2 separate regions of the Homo sapiens genome follow, and region 2 is linked to region 1. The links are chromatin loops, found by intact Hi-C in ENCODE. Cell type or tissue: ovary. All regions are shown on one strand. Links, peaks and the distances in the headings refer to the core of each region. The heading gives the core; the rest is flanking DNA. Region 1 has its middle 39 kb from the start of QTMAN. Region 2 overlaps QTMAN (queuosine-tRNA mannosyltransferase).

Region 1 (9,761 bases), core at 3,182-8,181:
CCAGGCTGGAGTGCAGTGGTGCAATCTCAGCTCACTACAATCTCTGCTTTCCGGGTTGAAGTGCTTCTTGTGCCTCAGTCATTTGAATAGCTGGTATTACAGGTGTGCACCACTACACCCAGTAATTTTTATATTTTTTTCATAGAGACAGGGTTTCGCCGTGTTGGCCAGGCTGGTCTCGAACTCCTGACCTCAGGTGATCCACCCAACTCGGCCTCCCACAGTGATAGGATTACAGGCGTGAGCCACCACGCCCGGCCAACATGCTGCCTTTTAATCCTGAATTTTATTCCACTTTGGGGAGTTGTCTTGGGCTTACTCTAGCTATTTTGTAAATGATGAAGAATCATTTCTGTCTAGTTAAGCTTTAAACACCAAAGAACAAAGTGCATCATATTTCTACATATGAAAAGTCATTTGGAGTGTTGTATAGAGGATTGTCGTTTTGAAGCACTCTCACACATAGTAATTGCTGACCCAGTACAAGAATCTAACACAATTTGCCAGAGTCTTATTTATTATTTTGTACTAAAGCCAGAGAACCTAGAAATCCAGTTCAGTATTGGCTTTCCAACTCCTGAGCTGAAAGAGAGCCAGGTAGAGCAAACTGCCTTTCTCACTGTCTTTTTTCCAGAGGCCCCAAGCTAAAGGCATCAATCACATTTGCCCCCATATTCCAACTTTAGTAGTTGAGTGTGACAGTGTGATTCAGCCGCTTTTGTTCAATGTCTCTTATTTTATTCTACTACCTCATTCTTTTTTTTTCCTTTTTGTTCCACTTTTAGCTCAAGTTTCTGGGCATATAAAAATAAAATGTAAAATGTGATAGGTGCATGTGTTAGTGATTTACAGAGGTGGATTCCAGCTTCCTTTTAAGGCCAGAACTATGGATATTGCTTTTGTTTTATTGTTCCTTATCTATCCAACTGTGCTGTAAGTTTCCTTTAGGACAGAATCCAGGTTTCATTCATTTTTGTAGCCTCCTTTCTCCCTGCGATGCTTATCCCGGTGTCTTGCACATTGGAGGCCTTCAATAAATGCTTATTGAAATACATATGTAAATACATATGGATGATAAAGGCAATGGAATTCTATATACGTCCAGCATCAAAGAAAGTAACCTCAATGTCTCAATGGTTTAAAAACTTTTGTTGTAGTCTAAATGAGTTTGAAATGTTTAATTCAAAACTGGCAAAGGCCTCTGTGTCATTTAGGATGCTTTTGGCTGCAAGTAACAGAATAACCAACTAAAAGTGGCTTCAAGAGTAAGGTTAAATGAGATGATATGACAGGAGGTCTGGGGGAAGATAGTTTCAAAGTTGGTGTGGTGCCCAAACAATATAATCAAGGACGTGGGCTCTTGGCATCCTTTGTTCTTTCTTCCTGAGTGTCTCATGGTTGCCAGATGGATGCTTCATATCTAAGTAATCTTGTCTTCCCAGAACTTATTTCAAAGGTAGGAAAAAAGAGGCTAGGGAGGGTTTTGTTACACATCTTTCTCCTTTTATCAGAGAGGAAATTTTTCCAAGAGGTCTTTCAGAATACTTTCCCTTTCCTTTTGATGGCTTGAAAGGGTTACCCCTATGTCACTGGCATCTGGCGAATGGAATTATCATGCACTGTGATTGGCTTAGACCACTCACAGTTCATCCACTTGGAGTAGAACAGAGTTCTACCTTTTGAAAAGTCTCCTTAAATTAGCTCCCTGCGGTCTCCTACTTGAACAACATCAGGATTCTGGCCATAGGAAGAAATGGGGAAGAGCTGTTGGGGAGGAAAACAGCAGCATCTGTTAACTCCTATGTGAAATAATTTGTTGCAAGCAGTTTCTACCAGAGATATGAGCTAGTTTGTGAGATACTTAGACCCCAAAACAGGGGTCAGAGCTCATGTTTATTTATTGCGTGCCTATTACCAACATATCTGACATTATTTAATCCATGCACCATCAATCTAGATGAGGATACTAAGGCCCAAGAAGGCAAAAAAATTGCTCAAATCTGCACATAAGTTTGAGGCAGGCTTGAGATTGAGATCTATGTCCTTGTGACTCTAAAACCTATGCTCTTTTCTCCATGTTTTAGGGAGAATTTCTTTTCAGTTTGGGATATTTTTACTCTTAAGAGAACTCCTAACCAATTCTTGAAGTTCTGTGACCCAGCAAAAAACATCCTAGTATACCACAACCTGCTCAGGCCTAGAGAAGCTTGACTCTAGAGCAGCAGTTCTTCACCACTGTGGAGAAGCATCTTGATGTGTTTCAATCAATTATGAACCAGAGCAAAAGGTATCCATTATCTATAAGAGTTAAATATTGGAGTTTGACAATACTATTTTTAGTTTATAAAGGAGGGGGTGGAAATCCTCACTTTGACTCACTTGCCTTCCAGTATAAAGCAAAGCCTTGGGTGCGAAAGAAATGCCAGCAATTTCATATGACCTGTAACCTAACTTACTAGGGTATGGTAAATGCCTTCTACATAGTTATCCTGTGCAACATGGGTGTCCTGACACACACACACACACAAATGTGGAGAATCATTAGATACCATAAATCTACTCCTGGCTTCACATTTTTGGAAAGAACATCTTCTCAGGTTGTAGCTGCTATTTCTGGAGGCTGGGATATTATATTTTTTAATGTTTCTTTCTTGAAAGGAGCAAAATAGTTCTACCGTAAGTATAATCATATGAATCTGTAATTGCCTCCTCAGTGTCTATCCCCACTTCTCCTCACAGTAACCTAATTTTTCCCAGAAAATATCTCACCCCTATTCCCAGCCATATGGTTAAAATGGGATGGATCCCACTCCAGGGAGTGAATCATGATTGGCCAGAGCTTATCATTCTTTTGCTTCCTTAAATTTAGACCTTTCACACGTTTAACTAAATGAGATCATAATATAGTCATTTTATATATGTGAGTGTTACAAACATTAGTTTATAAACAATTTTAAAATATTAAAATTTGTATAAATCCTGTTTTGGCATATTTTGTCCAAATTTTAATATAATGGAAGAGGCCTAGGCTTCTCTTGTCATCTGAGAGCTCTGATCTAGACCACTGATTCCAGACCAGTGACCTCTTCACTAGCTTGGTTCTTCACTAGCTGCAGTTCTCAACTGAGGCATCTGAGTCCCACAGAGAATAGATCACCTGCAAGCTCTGTTGGATCCTGTGGCCCCACTGTGCTGTATCTGCCCATTTATACACCTCTGCACCCACCCCTGTTAAAATTAAAGAAATTGAACTCTCTCTCTCTCTCTCTCTCCCTCTCTCTCTCTCTCTCCCTCTCTCTCTCTCTCTCTTTCTCTCCTTTCTCTGTTTTAACTTTAGGCCTTGGTCTAAAGGTCTGGCTCTAAGAGGGATCTGAAAGGAACACTCTTTAACCTTGACTTTAAACTCACTCTTTCATCAAAACACTGATTCTCTGACACCTCTAATAACTTTAGTATATCTTTACTGCCTCAAATTATATCTAAAAGAAAATCTGAAATAGTATTTATACCTTTATTTGGAAGGAGAAGGAAAATTGAAAAAAATTATTTTAAAAATAAGGATAGCTTTTTATTTTTTAAGGAAGTAACTAAGCTGGATGTTACATGTTAATCCAGTCTTAGAATGTAAGATAATTCTTTACATTCCTAAGCCCTCAGGATATTCCTGCCAGGTACATTCTTAAATTTGAGAACACAGAACTTTGAGATGGAGAGTAGCTCTTACTCATTGTGTCCTGGTGATGTTGGTTTCTTAAGAACAAAGCATACAAAGCCTGGTTTTCTCAAAACCTTCTGTACTGGGGACTTCCTTATCATATAAAGGTATCCTGATGGTACTTTTTCCTAGCTGAAGTTTTCAGATGAAAAGAATAGTACCCTGAAAGAGTAATTGGTCCATCTTTAGTCCATATTGAAGAAAAGGAAAAGAAAACAAAGGAGGAGAAGGGGGAAAGAGAAGAAGAGGAAGGAGAAGAAGCAGCTGAGGACAATGCATTGCTTTATCTTTGACTTTGGACTTTGCCAAAGGCATCTGGATATAGTTTCCTGGCTAATGCCACTTTCACTGGTGTCCATTATCTAAAATTGTTCAGTATCCACATCATGCGATTCAGCACTCTGGAACACTATGACACCTACGGAGCCTCAACAGATCTAAGCCAATACAGAGAAGATTACACTCCGGTAAAGGTTAAACTAAAACCAAATAAGGTAATATGAAAGAACATGCAAATATCCATTCTTTACATTGACCAATTATAGCACCTTTTAATAAAATGAATTAGATTAAAAAATAATGTTGATTTGGGAGGATGTGTTCATTCTGTAGTCTCATACAATGTTATAATGATCAACTCTACAGGATCATTACACTACGATAATATAAAATAGATATTTCTAATCGAAGCAGTTATTTTGTTAAACCACAGATGGCATAAATATCCTTATACATGATGCAATTGGAATTGGTAATAAATTTATTTTTCTCCCCATTTATGGCAGAAGACCTGTTAAGTGTGTGCCTGAGGGGCTAAAATTAAGAATGAGGGAAAACACTGCTTAATAAAGTTGGGATCAGGCATTTTAAAAGAATGCTTATGTTCAAAACAGCTAGAGAGCTGACCCGTTTATAGGAAATAGTTCTGCCAGAATTAGAAGTGGAAATAAGGAGACGATAATGAAATACAGTTTAACCAGTAAAGGGCAGTGAACATATGTATCACTCCACACCACACAAATATGCTGCCTGTTTAGATAAAGTTGTGGTTTCTTTTGTCAAGCTATTCTATTTCCTGTTAGAAAGGCTAACTTTGAAATACCACTTTCAGGAATGGGAGATAGAATAAAAACTTTATTAAATTGCTTAAATTATTTCCTCAAATTTCTTTCATGTTGTTTGCAATAATGAGATGAAATATCCTCATAAGTTTCCCATTTATACATAGCTTATGGGAAATAAGGATTCAGTCTTAACTGCTTGCTAATGGTCAAGCATTTACATCTGGATGTCACTAGAAGGTGTTTTTTTTAGGTGAAAGGTCAAAGTCCAAGTGGCAATGACCTATCAATCAGGCACTTGCCTCGTGTATGGTTACATTCCAGCCATATTTACCTATATTGGGCAGAGGGCGACTCAAGTGGTTTTCTTTCCTCTTCCCCCTATGATGCAAGGAGGCTGTACATTAGCAACATAGGTCATGCCTAATATTGCTATTTGCTCTGAGTTCTTAATTAACAATTGTGAGAAATAAGTAATTAATACTGATGAGTGTAGATATAATTTAATTTATCATAGTATGGATTTTTTATTTTATAGTTTAAATATAAAGTCAATTTTTGGTCCCCTTCAAAGGCGTTTATAGCTAAAAGTCAAGGAATCTCGTGAGCTCATCATTTTCTTAGCATGCCCCACTCCTCACGTTTCCACGCCTTTGAGCATTGCTCTCTGTTTTCAACCTGATAAATAAACTCCCATGATTCTTCTTCAAATAACCCCTTTTCTCTGAAAGCTGCCCTAGGTCCCCTAGGCAGAGATCTCATAGAGCAACTCAAGGCTGCTTCCTCTCTGCTCCTCCTGTAATAATCTGTTTGCATATGGACTTCCACATATTATTCCACATCTATTCCTGTTGTCTAGCACAATGACTGGCATTTACTGGTAATCAGTAATTATTTGTTTACAAATGACCTTTTTAAAAAGTTTGACTGGAGATGTATCCTGCCATTAGAGTATAAAAATATATCAAGACATACCACCTATTAGGTTATTAGAGGAATAAAAAGTAAGTAAACAGGAAGGTAAGAGTTAACATAATTCTAATCCATTTTGATTAACTGTAAACCTTAATATTCTTTCTATCTATCTGTTAATCAATCAAATCTTTTCATTTTTACAGTGGGAATGGTCTTTCAGGTTGCCATCTACATATATTTTTCAAGCCAATTTTCATGGAAACTTGTTTACATGAGCTATCATAGTGTTGTTTTCACAGAGGCTTCAGAAATATTTGGCTGAACAATACAGCTGAAAAAAAAAAAGATTTGAGGAACAAAAAGTACTAAAGAAAACCTTGTGTTCATCAGAATTAAAATTAGCTGAAGGAAAACAGTAATCATAAACTAAAAACCTTTTCCTGCTATTTGGATCTTCAGCTTTCATCTCTAGCAGCTTCCCCTCCTGAGCCTCCCGAGTTACGTAACAGGTCCCCATATGGGCCGATGAATCTGCCAGGCAAGGCTATCTCACGATTTAAAAGTCTCTCTTTAAAATATGCAAAAAGGCTAACGGAAGGTTCAATTTGTGAGCCCTGCCTCGGCTGCCTCCCATACGAAGCTTCACCCTGTGACTACTTCATTATCACTCTGGATTATCTGCTTAGAGTGGTACAGCAACCACATACCTAGAATCACGCAGAACAACCTCCTCATTTCTCATGCTCTGAGGCTCTTCCTTGGACTGATAATTGTCAAGCATTCCTTCCCCTTTGAGCAATCCTAGGCTAACGCCCACCAGGAAACAAAGGGTCTCTTTGAGGATGAAAATTGAGACTGTCCTGGCCCCCGAAAAATTACATGCTGGAAAATTTCTATGTACTGAAATGATTGTGTTCCTTTTAGAGAACTCTCTGTGGACCTAACTATAGGAGTAGGTTATCAAAGGGCAGCTTCCCTCAAACCCAAAAGGGAAGAAAGAAAGGACAACTGTGGGAGGAAGTCAGAGGAGAATCAATGAAATAAATGAACTCTCAATACTTTTGCCCCATAACAAGTGCCTGGGATGCTGGCTATTTGCAAACTATTTGCCATATATTGTCTCATTTGATTCTCACAACCATCTTGGGAAATAGTTATTGATATTGCTCCTATTTTAAAGATAAGTAAATTGAGGTTTAAGGATGTAACTTAGCCAAGGTCATACAGCTAGGGAGGGACAGAGCTGGGACTCCAACCAGGTCTTTTCACTAGAAAGCCTAGGCTCTTACTTCACAACTCTAAGAACTTCTTTTGTGTTAAACAAAGAAAGTGCTCTTAAACAGAATCTGCCCCGTATCATGGACTTTTTGGGAAGGAATCTAAGAATCCTTTACAACCTCTCATTTGATTGACAAGGAAACTATACCAGAATCCTCGGTTTAAATGTTCTGGTTTTGGTGTACTTGGCATTATGAGAAAAAAGCAAAATCACGAGAGTACCAGTCCATCTTACCAATTTTGCAAGAGTGGAGAAAAGCAGCTTCCAAGGAAAGCCTGTGTTCAGTGCACACTCAATCCTGTACAGTGAGAAGTGAAGCTTGTGATACTGACCCAGAGGAACTGCAAAGTTCTCCATCAACCCAGCTAGGGCCTTTGGGATCTGTAAACTTCATGCTCTGTGACAAAGGAGGCTGATAAAATTTACCAGGTACTGTCACAACAGCTGGAGAAAAAAGTTTGGTAATTGTGTCTGTGACTTAAGAAGTTCAGTTTATTTGTATATCTTAGTTTACAGAGGATTCCTGTTGGCAAAAGGGCTATTGTGTCTATGACCTTCCATTTGTTTGTCTTAACTTCATTTAAATAATTGTACACTGTCCAAAGCAAGAATAGTATCTGCTACCTCTTTTGTAATTATGCACAGTTCTCTAAACACAGAGGGTACTCAGAGTATGTTCTGGCATAAACATTTCAGTTACAAACACAGTGCATCTTCTAGTCTATCTCTTATGCGGAACTTCTGTAGCATCTATGGTGGAGTCGTTAATTTAAAAAGCCACTTAGGACTTAAGGAAGTAGTTACATTTCATGAGAAAAAACAGATGAGGACAGCATAATCACCTGCCATATAATAGATGCATATGCCTTTCGTTTTGTTTAAAAATTGCTAATAGAAAACCATACCTTTTCTCAGGCCTCCCACTGTCCTTCATTGCAGGATATATTACTCATGTCAGACCCAAATTTACCTCTGGCCCACACAAACCTGCTCTTATCTTGCTGATTGTTACCGTAAATTACTGACATCAGCAAAGCTTTGTCAGGAAACTGAGGTAATTGAAAACTCCAGAGAATTTGAAGAAAAGGCATCCCGGATTATTTTGGGCTTCTTCCTCTTTCATACAGTTCATGTTCCTTATCTGAGTCATTGCTTAAATAGCTTAACGGCTATGCTCGAACTCAGTATTACATAGAAGACCTGTTTATTCACATTTCCCTTTAACCTACCTCACTCAGATTGTGGTGCTCTTTGCCTCACTAATTTTACAAATCAATCAGCATCTGGATGTCAGCAGTGGAGGCTGATGCTGCTACACGCAGTTAGTGGTTATGTGAGAGACGAAATTGTTAATTTATGTGGGTTAACGTTGTGCCTCACTCTAGCCTTGTAAATCATTTTAAACATCTTCAGGTGCATTAAATTATGAATTTCTGGTTTACATTGGGGTGTGCCCATAGTCCCTTATGTTTACATCCCTCACTCCCCATGCTATTTTCTGTCTTGTCACTGAATTGTCCTTCTACTTGGCTAATGACCTAATTCAGTGGGGAACTAGGTGCTGCCGCCAGCCTGTTTCCAGAGGACCCACACATTATCTTGGTTCTTCTAGGGTTTCAGGCTTTGAGCTGGGCACTGGAGTCGGCACGCTCGTGGTGTCTTCCTTTCAGGAACACGTTGTCTTTGGGAAACGAACCCTTGGAGAAGTGCATGAATGAAGCATGTAGAGGATCTTTGCAGAAGCCCAGAGAAGGGGCATTTCTAAAATTAGGGTTTTAGGGAGGATCATCTTAGGGATGTGACCCTTGAGGTATGTTCTGATGGACAAAAAGAAAATAGAGCTGGGTGCAGTGGCTCACACCTGCCATCCCAGCACTTTGGGAGGCTGAGGTGGGAGGATCACTTGAGCTCAGGAGTTTAAGACCATCCTGGACAACATAAGGAGACCCCCATCTCTACTCTTTTTTTTTTTTTTTAATTAGCTGGGTGTGGTTGTGCACACCTGTAATCCCAGCTACTTGGGAGGCTGAGGTGGGAGGATTGCTTGAGCTCAGGAAGTCAAGGTTGAAATGAGCTATGATTGCACCAGTGAACTCCAGTCTGGGTGACAGAGCAAGACTCTGTCTTAAAAAGAGAGAGAGAGGGGCCGGGAGTGGTGGGTCACGCCTGTAATCCCAGCACTTTGGGAGGCCAAGGCAGGTGGATCACAAGGTCAGGAGTTCAAGACCAGCCTGGCCAATATGTTGGAACCCCGTCTCTACTAAAAATACAAAAATTAGCCAGGCATGGTGGCAGGCACCTATAGTCCCAGCTACTCAGGAGGCTGAGGCAGAAGAATCGCTTGAACCTGGAGGCGGAGGTTGCAGTGAGCTGAAATTGCACCGCTCCGCTGCACTCCAGCCTGGGTGACAGAGTGAGACTCCATCTCAACAAAAAAAAAAAAGAGAGAGAGAGAGGAGAGAGAGAGAAGAGAGAGAGAGAAAGAAAGAAAAGAAAGAAAGAGAAGAAAGAAAGAAAGAAAGAAAAAGAAGAAAGAAAGAAGAAAGAAAGAAAGAGAAAGAAAAAAAGAAAGAAAGAAAGAAAGAAAGAAAGAAAGAAAGAAAGAAAGAAAGAAAGAAAGAAAGAAAGAAAATAGAGGGTGGTATGCCCAGGCAGATGCAATTGGAAGAACAGTGAGAGACGATGGAAAGGAAAGCAAGGAGGGGTCAACTCCTGAAGGCCACACTAAGGAATATGAACTATATTTTGGATGCTATGGAGAACCACACAGTGATTTTGATGTAGGGCTTCA
Region 2 (9,761 bases), core at 1,804-6,803, 220 kb before region 1:
ATGGCAGTAAGTAGAAGAAAAAATTCTATATTCCATAAACAATAAACCCATCATATCTGTATTTCTAGCCATATTCCAACTGTTAATTTCTACATGAGGATTATCCTCAGGGTGGACTATCTATAGCTAATGTTTAACCGAAAGGAGCCCTTCACTCTATTTCTACCACATGTCCCCCTACCCACCAGCTTATCCGTAACCAAAGAATTCAACCCTAAAGTTCAGCCTTCCAAAGAAAACCTCCCAAATAAAAGAAGGCAATATATTCATATGAGAAACAACAATAATTTTCATAATATTCCCCATTTGAGACTGCCCACGCCAACACTTCTTTCAGTTTGTTTAATCATTAAAAGAAAATTCACTGTATTTGTATAATTAATCTTGAAATAGCCCTCACTAGTTTTAAATAGTGGAAATTATCTCCATCATCTCTTTGCTTTTCTTGCTCGTAAAACGGTAAAGTGGTCAATAAGCAATTTCTCAAATATTTAGCTCAACAACACCCAAAAAGAAGTAATGAATATGCCCACAAAAGGAATGCAGGTGATCCATAGGCAATTTTTACTCTGCTCCCTACTATCAATTTTTAAAAATTGATAATAATACAATGAATGACATCACTTGATCAGCAGCTAATCCCTGGGCTACAAATGCTCATCCTGCCTCAGGTATTATTTAACCAATAAATCCTAACAAGGTGCATTTTATCATCCCACAGTGTGTCTCTAGCAGGAAAGGACACAAGGTGATAGCAAAAACCACTAGGAACAAGATAATTCCTGACAGCTGCTGCTTGAGCACAAGTTAAATTGAACAGTTTATCTCAGCATGAAGATGTTATAAGGTTTTATGTTTAATATTTTTAAATTAACATAAAACCCAGAGAAAGCAGTTGAGCAATCTTTCACAAACATGACATACTACAATCACTGTATAAGCTGGATTAGTACTTATTACCATGCTACTACAGAATTAAGCTGTTTTTAGACCACCAAAGAGCTTTAAATTGCAACTTTTGTCTCTGTAAGAGAAACCTATATTTAAAATGTCTGCTAAATTCAAATTAACAGCTACATCATTAGCTTACCATTTCACCAAAAGTACAAGTAAGCTGCTACTATAATCATCTAACCAAAACGGCTCTATGCTGCAAGCACATTAACACCATTCCATGTATTTGGGAAAAGGACCTGTACACGTTTCGATTGTTTCCAATACACATTGTATCTACATTTCAAGTCATATATGTTTAAAGAATCCGAAACAGTTAAACACAATGAAATTCGAGATTAAAGATTTTATTATTTTCTGCTCAATTTAAATAAATCAGTTGTTTGCCTTTTACCCTATTTACTTAATATGTAAAAAGAAAAGCTGAAATATACCTAAGGGCAGTAGTAGTGTGACCATTACCATTAAGATGCACACTTTTATATCTTAAATGGTACAGAAGGGAAGTGAAATGAGTAACAGAAGGCAGGCATTCAATATTCCAGCCACTGCCCATACATTTTAGTAATGATTCTTCATGGGCTAGGTCACCTCACTCTTGCCCCATGAAATCTTTTCAGTAGGCCCCTCTCCTCTCCTGAAGCTATTTATGACATAATGAGATAGTGTATACAATTTAACACAGACACCAGTTTGGGCTGTGTTACCACTCATACACAATTTCTTGCATGGCTTCAGGAGGCCTTTGACAAAAGAGTAAATTCTTCTAGCTGTGTCACTTTGCTCAATACCTAAACTCCTGGTCTAGATTCATGTTGCTAAGACTCATTACCTAAGCCTTGGTTCTTTTCTTCCCTCTCATGCATTCCTGTTCCTTGATATCTACTCTCTAGGATCCTGTATTTTCTGTGATGCAGTATTTTCTATGATGATGAAAATGTTCTATATCTGTACTGTCCACATATGACTAGCTACATATGGCTATCGAGCACTTGAAATGTAGCTAGTACTCCTGAGGAACTAACTTTTAAATTTAATTTGATTAAATTTAAATTTAAATCGACTAGCCATATGTGGTTAGTGGCTACTGTATTGGAAAGCACAGTTCTGGATGAACCAGCTTTCCCTAACCTGACACCCATGTTTCCTGAATACAATTACCTGCTTAACTGATTTTCCTGAACAGACCCTTGACCCGCTTGTGATAACCTAATTTCCATGTTCCTCCTGCCTAGATGAATTTCACCTACCCAGCTCTCCAGTTCTGGAATGGCATTATTTTTTCTTTTCCTTCTGAGAATTAGAAAATACACATTCACTATGGAAAATGTTTTAAGCACAAAAAATACAAATAAAGTGAATATCACCCATAACTATTCCAAAGAGAGATAGCTACTATTTGCATTTTGGTGCTCTAAGCATGTGCTGAGCACCTATTATTTGCAAGGCACTATGCTAAATTACAGACATAAAATGGAAAACAAAGTAGCTGAGGCAAGAAGAAGAATGACAGGTTGAGGAACTGAACGAAGACCAAGGAGGTTGGAGCCAATGGGAGAGTGGCCAAAAATAAGGGTGAAGATTCAAAGGTAAGACATGAAAATAATCTTGGTTTTGTGGTAAGAACAATAGGAAGAGCTGGAAGGATTTTAAGCAGGGAAGTGACAAAATCTTATATGTACATTAGGTATATTTTATTTTATTCTTTCCACTTTGTAACAGAAATACATTATTGCATACTTTCATTTCTTGCTTTTAACACCATGTTGTTTTGCCATGTTAAAAATTATTTCTAAAAGGTATGATTTTTTATTACGCTTCATGATATGGTAAGTCATAATATCTCCAACTAGGGCATGATTTTTATACTCATGTCCATAAAGTTTTGAAATCTTCTCTGTATTAATCTCTTATATTTCTTTTGTTTATGTAATTCATGCATATTTAAATTACTTTTTAATACCAGAAAACTTTACTCTGACTACCATATGGAAAGCAGACTGCAAGGAGTCATGAGTGGAAGAAGACAGCAAGAAGAAAAAAAATGACACTGTCTTGGGCTAAGATGCTAATATTGTGAGAGTGTTACCAAGTGGCCTGACTGGGTGTACTGATAACTGTCAGGGTTTGCTGATAAAACTGGATATGAGAAGCGAAAGAGAGGACAGCTATTGCTTTCTTCCCTTTATCACTTCCAAAGCACCTTGACAGAGTTTTAATTACAACAGAAACTCAATGATACATACACACATAAATGAAAATTACTCCCAAGCATTTCAAAAGTCTTTGGTTTCAACATATTTTTTAATTCATAAAACTTGTGTAGAGAGATAACTGAGTTCTAATATTCATTAATCATCAATATACAAAATTCATTTTAACACAATTTGCTTTAGTTGTCAGCTACTTAATCTTAATTGGACCATTTCTACTGCATGTTTAAATGCTATGGATATTCAAAAACTTACAAGAACACTGCCTAACAAAATGTTTCCCTTTGCTGAAACAATTAAAAATACAAGATGGAAGTCTTATCTGAAGGAAAAGGAAACACAGTCATTTAATCTCCCAGGTTCTTGTGGTGGTAATTTACAGGCTGTTTATAAATAGAGTAGCCAGTTTCCCAAAAGCTGTCTCATCATGTGGCATCAATCGGACAGTTTTACTTTCTTCCATCATGTAATTTTCCTTTCCTGTGCTTATCACGATGGCCAGGAGAGCACTGTATACAAAAAAGCACTATATACAGAACACCTGTCAAGAAGGTAGGGAATCAAAGACTGTAGGCACAACCTGCCACTGAGCAGTATCTCCAACATAAGGCTGTTTTCTTAACATCTATCCTTGCTGCCATCATCAGCACTCTGAACTGTCTTACGGATGTTTAAGGAAACAAATTCCATAATGCCTATTGAGCTTCTTTAGCTAAAGGTGTCACTTAAATTCAGGTGTCTCTTAAATTATTCCTGCAAACGCTGAGTCTTTTAACTCTTGGTATCTGGCACAGTGCTTAATCCATAAAAGACACTTTGTAATTATGTTTCTAACAAGAAAGGAAGATACAAGAAGAGAGGGTGAGCCTACTATTTTAAAAAATCTATAAATACATTGAAATTTTTATTGCATACATTTAAACATTTTTTCATGTATGTGTTTATTTCTTTTGGGACTGGAGTTCATTATTAAGAGTATTCTTACAAGGTCCAAGGTAATATGAACCAGAACATTTGTAGATATATCTGTTTTTAGACATTCTATCAATAAGTCAACAAATCAGAACACTGTAAAATCTTTTGACTTGGCAATTTAAGAAGTATAAGATATCACCCCGTTCTAAAAGAACTGACAATATAATTGGTGAAATAAGCCGTAAATACAGGAAACATTAAATAACAATAAAAAAGATAAGTAACTGCTCTCTCCTGCACAAGAAATGTCACAAAGCAGTGTGAGATTGATTACGAATGAAGGCAGAGGCACTAAGTGCTATGGCCACTCAGTGGAAGAAAAGAGAACTAAGAGCAGTGAAAAACCAGGAAGTCTCAGAATTATCAGGGGTGGCAGAAGAGGCCCAGGTCCTGAGTTCTCGGGACTAAAAGGATCAGTGCTATTTGAATTAGTCAGAGAGGGCTAGCAGTTAGCGTTTGGAAAAAAATGAATAATCAGATAAAACTGAAACGGTGGCCCTCCTCAGACCCAGAAGTATCCAGATGCAGGATAAGAAGTTTGTACTTTATCTTTCAGCAATTTGGTGACTCACTGCATGTTCATTATTATACTAACAATCTTTTATTTTTTCTTATTCTTAATTAACTCAGTTTTTAATGCTTATTGGCCAAGAAAAAGATGGTTGTAAAGTGAGAAGATAAAGAAATAAATAAAGTACCACTATAAATCACTATTATTCTCAAAATAAGGAAGATTACTCTAAATATAACCAAATACAGAAGATATAAAACCAGTTCCTTTAGGCTGGGCACGGTGGCTCATGCCTGTAATCCCAGCACTCTGGGAGGCTGAGGCGGGCGGATCACGAGGTCAGGAGATCGAGACCATCTTGGCTAACACTAAAAATACGAAAAAATTTGCCAGGCATGGTGGCAGGTGCCTGTAGTCCCAGTTACTTGGGAGGCTGAGGCAGGAGAATGGCGTGAACCCAGGAGGCACAGCTTGCAGTGAGCCGAGATCGCACCACTGCACTCCAGCCTGGGCGACAGAGAGAGACTCCGTCTCAAAGAAAACAAAAACAAAAACAAAAACAAAACAGTTCATTTAAATCCATGGCTTTCCATGATCACTTTTTGATAATGGAATCCTTTAATCACCATAATATTGTAATGTTGATGGTAATATTTTAAAGGAAGATAGAAAACCACGTATCGTGCAAGGTTCTCTACACACATCACTACCACCACCCCTAAGAGATACGACTTATTATCCTCATTTTACTGGTTAAGAAATTAAAGCACAAGAGGTTTGGTTAAATGCTGAGACAACAGCAGTTACTAAGAGGTAAAGATGAGTTTCAAATTCAAGTTGATCTGGGCCTAAAGCCTCTACTTTTTCACTTACTCCACACTGATTTTGAATCATCTTAAGATTAGTATGTGACTCAGTGTTTTTGTGTTAATTGTACTTATTAGAATCTGTGTTGGAAATATAAAAGAATATAAGTGGTACAAAGAAGAACTATACAAAAGTGAATAGTTTTATTTCAACCCTTTATCCATCACATATTTACTGAGTGGCCAGACTGCTCTGGCTATACAAATTGTGGAGAGGTAATGACCATCAGTAAAGGCTTTCCTAAGGAGATGCACTCTAGGAAGCATCCTAAATAACATGCAGGAGCGAGCCTCCTGGAATAACAAGGAGGAGGTCAGGGCACTGGAATAGAGAGAGTGGCTAACATTAAGGGTGATGAAAGAAATGTCCGGCTTGGTTATTAAAAGTAAGAGGCTAAAGGTTTCTAGCTTACATAATCAGATAGTGATGGTGTAATACTCCTTAACACAAGAGGAAAAAAATCCTGGTTTGGAGGAGAAATAAAGAGACATGTTTTGCAAATACTGAATATAAGTAGAGTGCCCAGTAGGTAACTGAAGATTACAGATAATAGGGTAATGAGAGGAAATACACTGGAGAGTTGATTTAAATAAAGAACTTGCCTGATCACCAAATATGTTTGTTAAAAATGTGGGATCTAGTCTGTTATATAATTTTACATAACTATTCTATGTGGTTCTCCAATATTTAATATATTATCCCGTTTCTTCACACTGAAGTATATATTCCTTGATAAGATAAATTAGATCTGCTGTTCTTTTCTTTAGTATCCTAGAGTTTTCCTAACTTGGCAGCTATCACTCTGGATTTTAAAGTTCCATTAGGACAGGTCCTACATCTGTCTTATTCCCCATCCTAGCCACGTGCTTAACAAATATTTTCAAATAAGTGAATGAATAAATGGAGTGAATGGATCATTCATTCCCTCAACGACTGTGAGAAAATAAAACTGGTTAACTTTCCATTTATACAGAAGTGTTCAATACAATATTCACTCCTACCATTAAAACAAGCTGGGAAGCATCCATGCCCATGGGTGCTTACATTCCCCATGCCCCATGGATGTGAACACCCAACACGATTCTATGATGTGTTATTTGATGTCATTTTTTATTGAGCTCATTAGTTTTTCCTGGGGTCCCTAATAGTATTTCAGGCACTGTTCTCTGCTTCACCATCGTAAAGTATTCAAGACAGGATCCAAACAAAAGGAACTCAAGAGGAAAGGTAGATGTCAACCTGGTACAAAGATCAGCAATGTACAATATCTTGATAATAATTTTTGTCACCTTCAGGGATTCATGATCATTAGCCTTGAAGAAGTAAGTCAATTAACATGCAAAGAGCATCTAACTTGCTGAGTGTGCTGGGAACACTTCATATGGTGTTTTATCACCATAAACTAATATAATTAGTATGTGAAATATTTATAATTCATCTCATGATTAATCTATCGTACAAGACTATTCCTTAAAAGCAGCATATCATTTTACATTGGAATGTTCTTTGCCCTTTATTTCATGCCACTCATGAGTCTCTGGAGTTCCCTTCTAAATACTATAAAGTTTGAAGACTGGAGACCCAAGGTAATGGATGTAAGTTCTATCATCACTGCAATCCGACCCTATCAGTGTAGTCTAAAATTATACACATTTAAGGACCTACTGACCAGTCAAGCCAGAGCACTATCCACAAGTAAATTCAGAAAACTCTCTTGAGGCGCAAGCCTGAGAAACAAACCACAGGCAAGTACAGAGTGGCTTTTGGACAGTATCATGATTTAGGCTTGAATATTATGACACTATAATAATTAAAGTAATCATGACAATAACAATAATAATATCTGCTTCGTGACAACTAAGCTGTTCCTGACAACCATGAAAAAAAAAAAAGTATTTTGTGCCCAAATAACAAATAAGCTAACCAGGAAAAATATAGGGACTTGCTATTTCTACTGAGTCCTATCTACTGATAAAACTATCAAAATAAAATATATCCTAAATATTCAGTCTTTCAGTAATCAGTAATAACATCTAATTTTTTTGGTGCTTATGAGTATTTGCTTCAAGTTTGCTTCCCAGTTTGCTTTACTCTATTGAGTTACTCGTTTTATCATTTGATTTGTTATGCTTCTCATAGAAATTATGTCTGTGTTTTGATTATTCCTCCAATGTTTGTTTTGGCAAGTTCACGACAGTTCTTTGAAATCCTCCTTAAATTTGGTGCTTAATATACCATTTGGAGAAATACCTCCCCACAAATAACTTAGTATCCCCAATGTTTTGCTATTTAATTACAAGGGTACCACTGAATAATTAATTATAAACATCAAAACTAGCAAACTGTACTATGTACAGTAGGCATTCAAGAAATGTTTGAGAGAGAGTGAAATGTTTAATAATGTTGTACATCTGCAACAGAAAAAGAATCAAAGGTGAGTCTTAGGACTGAGTCCTGGTCCTTTATACACTTATTTTAAAGGTAAGACTTTTCACAAACACTGATTTGCTAAATCCTGTGTGTGAGAATTCTCATTTTAATATTAATTACCCCATATATCACAGAGGGGAAACATTTAAAAGCCACTTTTTTAAAGATCAAATGGAGTAAAACAAAAATTAAAAATTCTGTACACAGCTAAATTTAACAAACAAAAACATTGGTTTTCAAAAAACAAACAAAAAAAATGCTTCCGTTGATCACAACTGCCCTCTTTAAGTTATATATTAGATTATCTAAAATGAAGTACTGGAGTCATTCAACACAACCTACATCACATGCTAACTTTCTGAGACACACTTTTCTGGGTCTCACCTAGCATGAAACATGATATGTAGGACTCATCTAACACTACAGAAAGAAGGACCTTAAAATTTCCTAGGCCACACTTCTTTACCAGGTGACTGAAGAGCAGAAAATGAGGTCATCTGCCCCACGTTAGCCAGTAAGAGGCAAAAATAGAACCAGTGTGAAATCAGTAATAAAAAGAAAGTCACAGTTGCTGCTTGTGAGCCTGGACTCATGATTCCAATAGTAAAAGCAACTTTTTCAAGTTAGACGTTTCAATGAAAATGCTCTCTAGTTACATGGGGGAAAGTTTACTCACCAAGAAAAAAAGTTTGAAAAACTTTATTTACAGTGTTTGTTTATTTTCTGTTTCATCCCTTCTCTCCACACAACGTAGACAAAGTACTTGAACTTTTGGTATAAATATGCAGTAGAGACTAATACAGATATCCACCTGACTCTTAATGATATCCGAATTTTCTATTGCCTACATTTGAGGGTCACATGTCTGAGGGTCACATATCTGAAGATCACATGTCATAGATCACATAATGGCAGTCAAAAGCCTCTCTCAGCCATAAAAGACATTTACACATAGGCCATGGAATGGAGGCTTCCCTTCTGACTCAGAGCTGTCCCTTCTTCCTTTTTCTCTGCTTGTACATAACAATGGTCTAGAAATGCCAAGAAATACATAGAATGCCATAAGCGAAGTGAGAAGGGAACCTCAGATATGGCCCAGGAAAGCCAGAAAAAAGGCTTTAGAAAAGGAGAAAACACTTGCGATGGCTATTAAAAGATGAGCAGAATGTCCAATTATTTTTGTGTTGAAGGCAGGGATTGGAAAGGGAAGAGATTATGGAGTTTCTATTCATACTGAACAGGAAAGGTAAATACTTGAGACCACAAATATCCACATTCTATTCAATTAAGCAAATATTTAACATATAAACATATATGTATAACACATATATAACTATATATATGTATGGTGTATATATATGATATCTATATGGTATCTATATAGTACATGCAAGATTCTGTCTAGTTGATAAGGAGTAAAAAAATAAACTAGATGGCATCCTGCTCCTTTGCATTTTGGCAGTTGAAATATAAATGGCTGACGTTCTATGAGAGTCAAATATCTAATATTTCAAATGTTGAAATATCACCATGTTTGTTTAATCCCCATATTTACATATACTGCTATTATTATTCCTTTTTAAGATGATGCCAACTCATTGTAAATGAATTTCATGATAAATTCCTCCCTTACTAGGTTCCCAAAGTTAAAAACACTCAGATGGGACATTCTAGTAACTTTTTTATAACAACTCCTTGTCTTGAAAAACACTTTCAAAGAAATGTTAGTATTTTACCACTCCATAGGAATCAGTAACAAGGCGAGATTCTCCCAAGAATATTCCAACAGTCCTTGAAAAACTAAGACTGTC

Evidence for each region. Peaks named below come from ENCODE experiments on the same cell type or tissue, not always from the same donor. Only the 100,000 strongest peaks of a DNase experiment are listed, where the experiment ranks them.
Region 2: it touches region 1 in a loop (8-fold over the local background); 2 of 110 quality-filtered maps call a loop at or near these places.

The regions. Positions count from the first base shown.
Region 1 is chr2:144,366,361-144,376,121 of GRCh38, forward strand. No RefSeq gene overlaps it. Among named protein-coding and RNA genes, the nearest start is that of QTMAN, 39 kb to the left of the region's middle. RefSeq lists an enhancer at 7,968-8,017. In ovary, for the core only: no CTCF peak of the experiment used is centred there; a DNase peak (open chromatin) is centred at 6,201; H3K4me3 peaks cover 450 bases.
Region 2 is chr2:144,148,504-144,158,264 of GRCh38, forward strand. The region is part of intron 4 of QTMAN (queuosine-tRNA mannosyltransferase); the gene reads right to left. Among named protein-coding and RNA genes, the nearest start is that of QTMAN, 180 kb to the right of the region's middle. In ovary, for the core only: no CTCF peak of the experiment used is centred there; no DNase peak of the experiment used is centred there.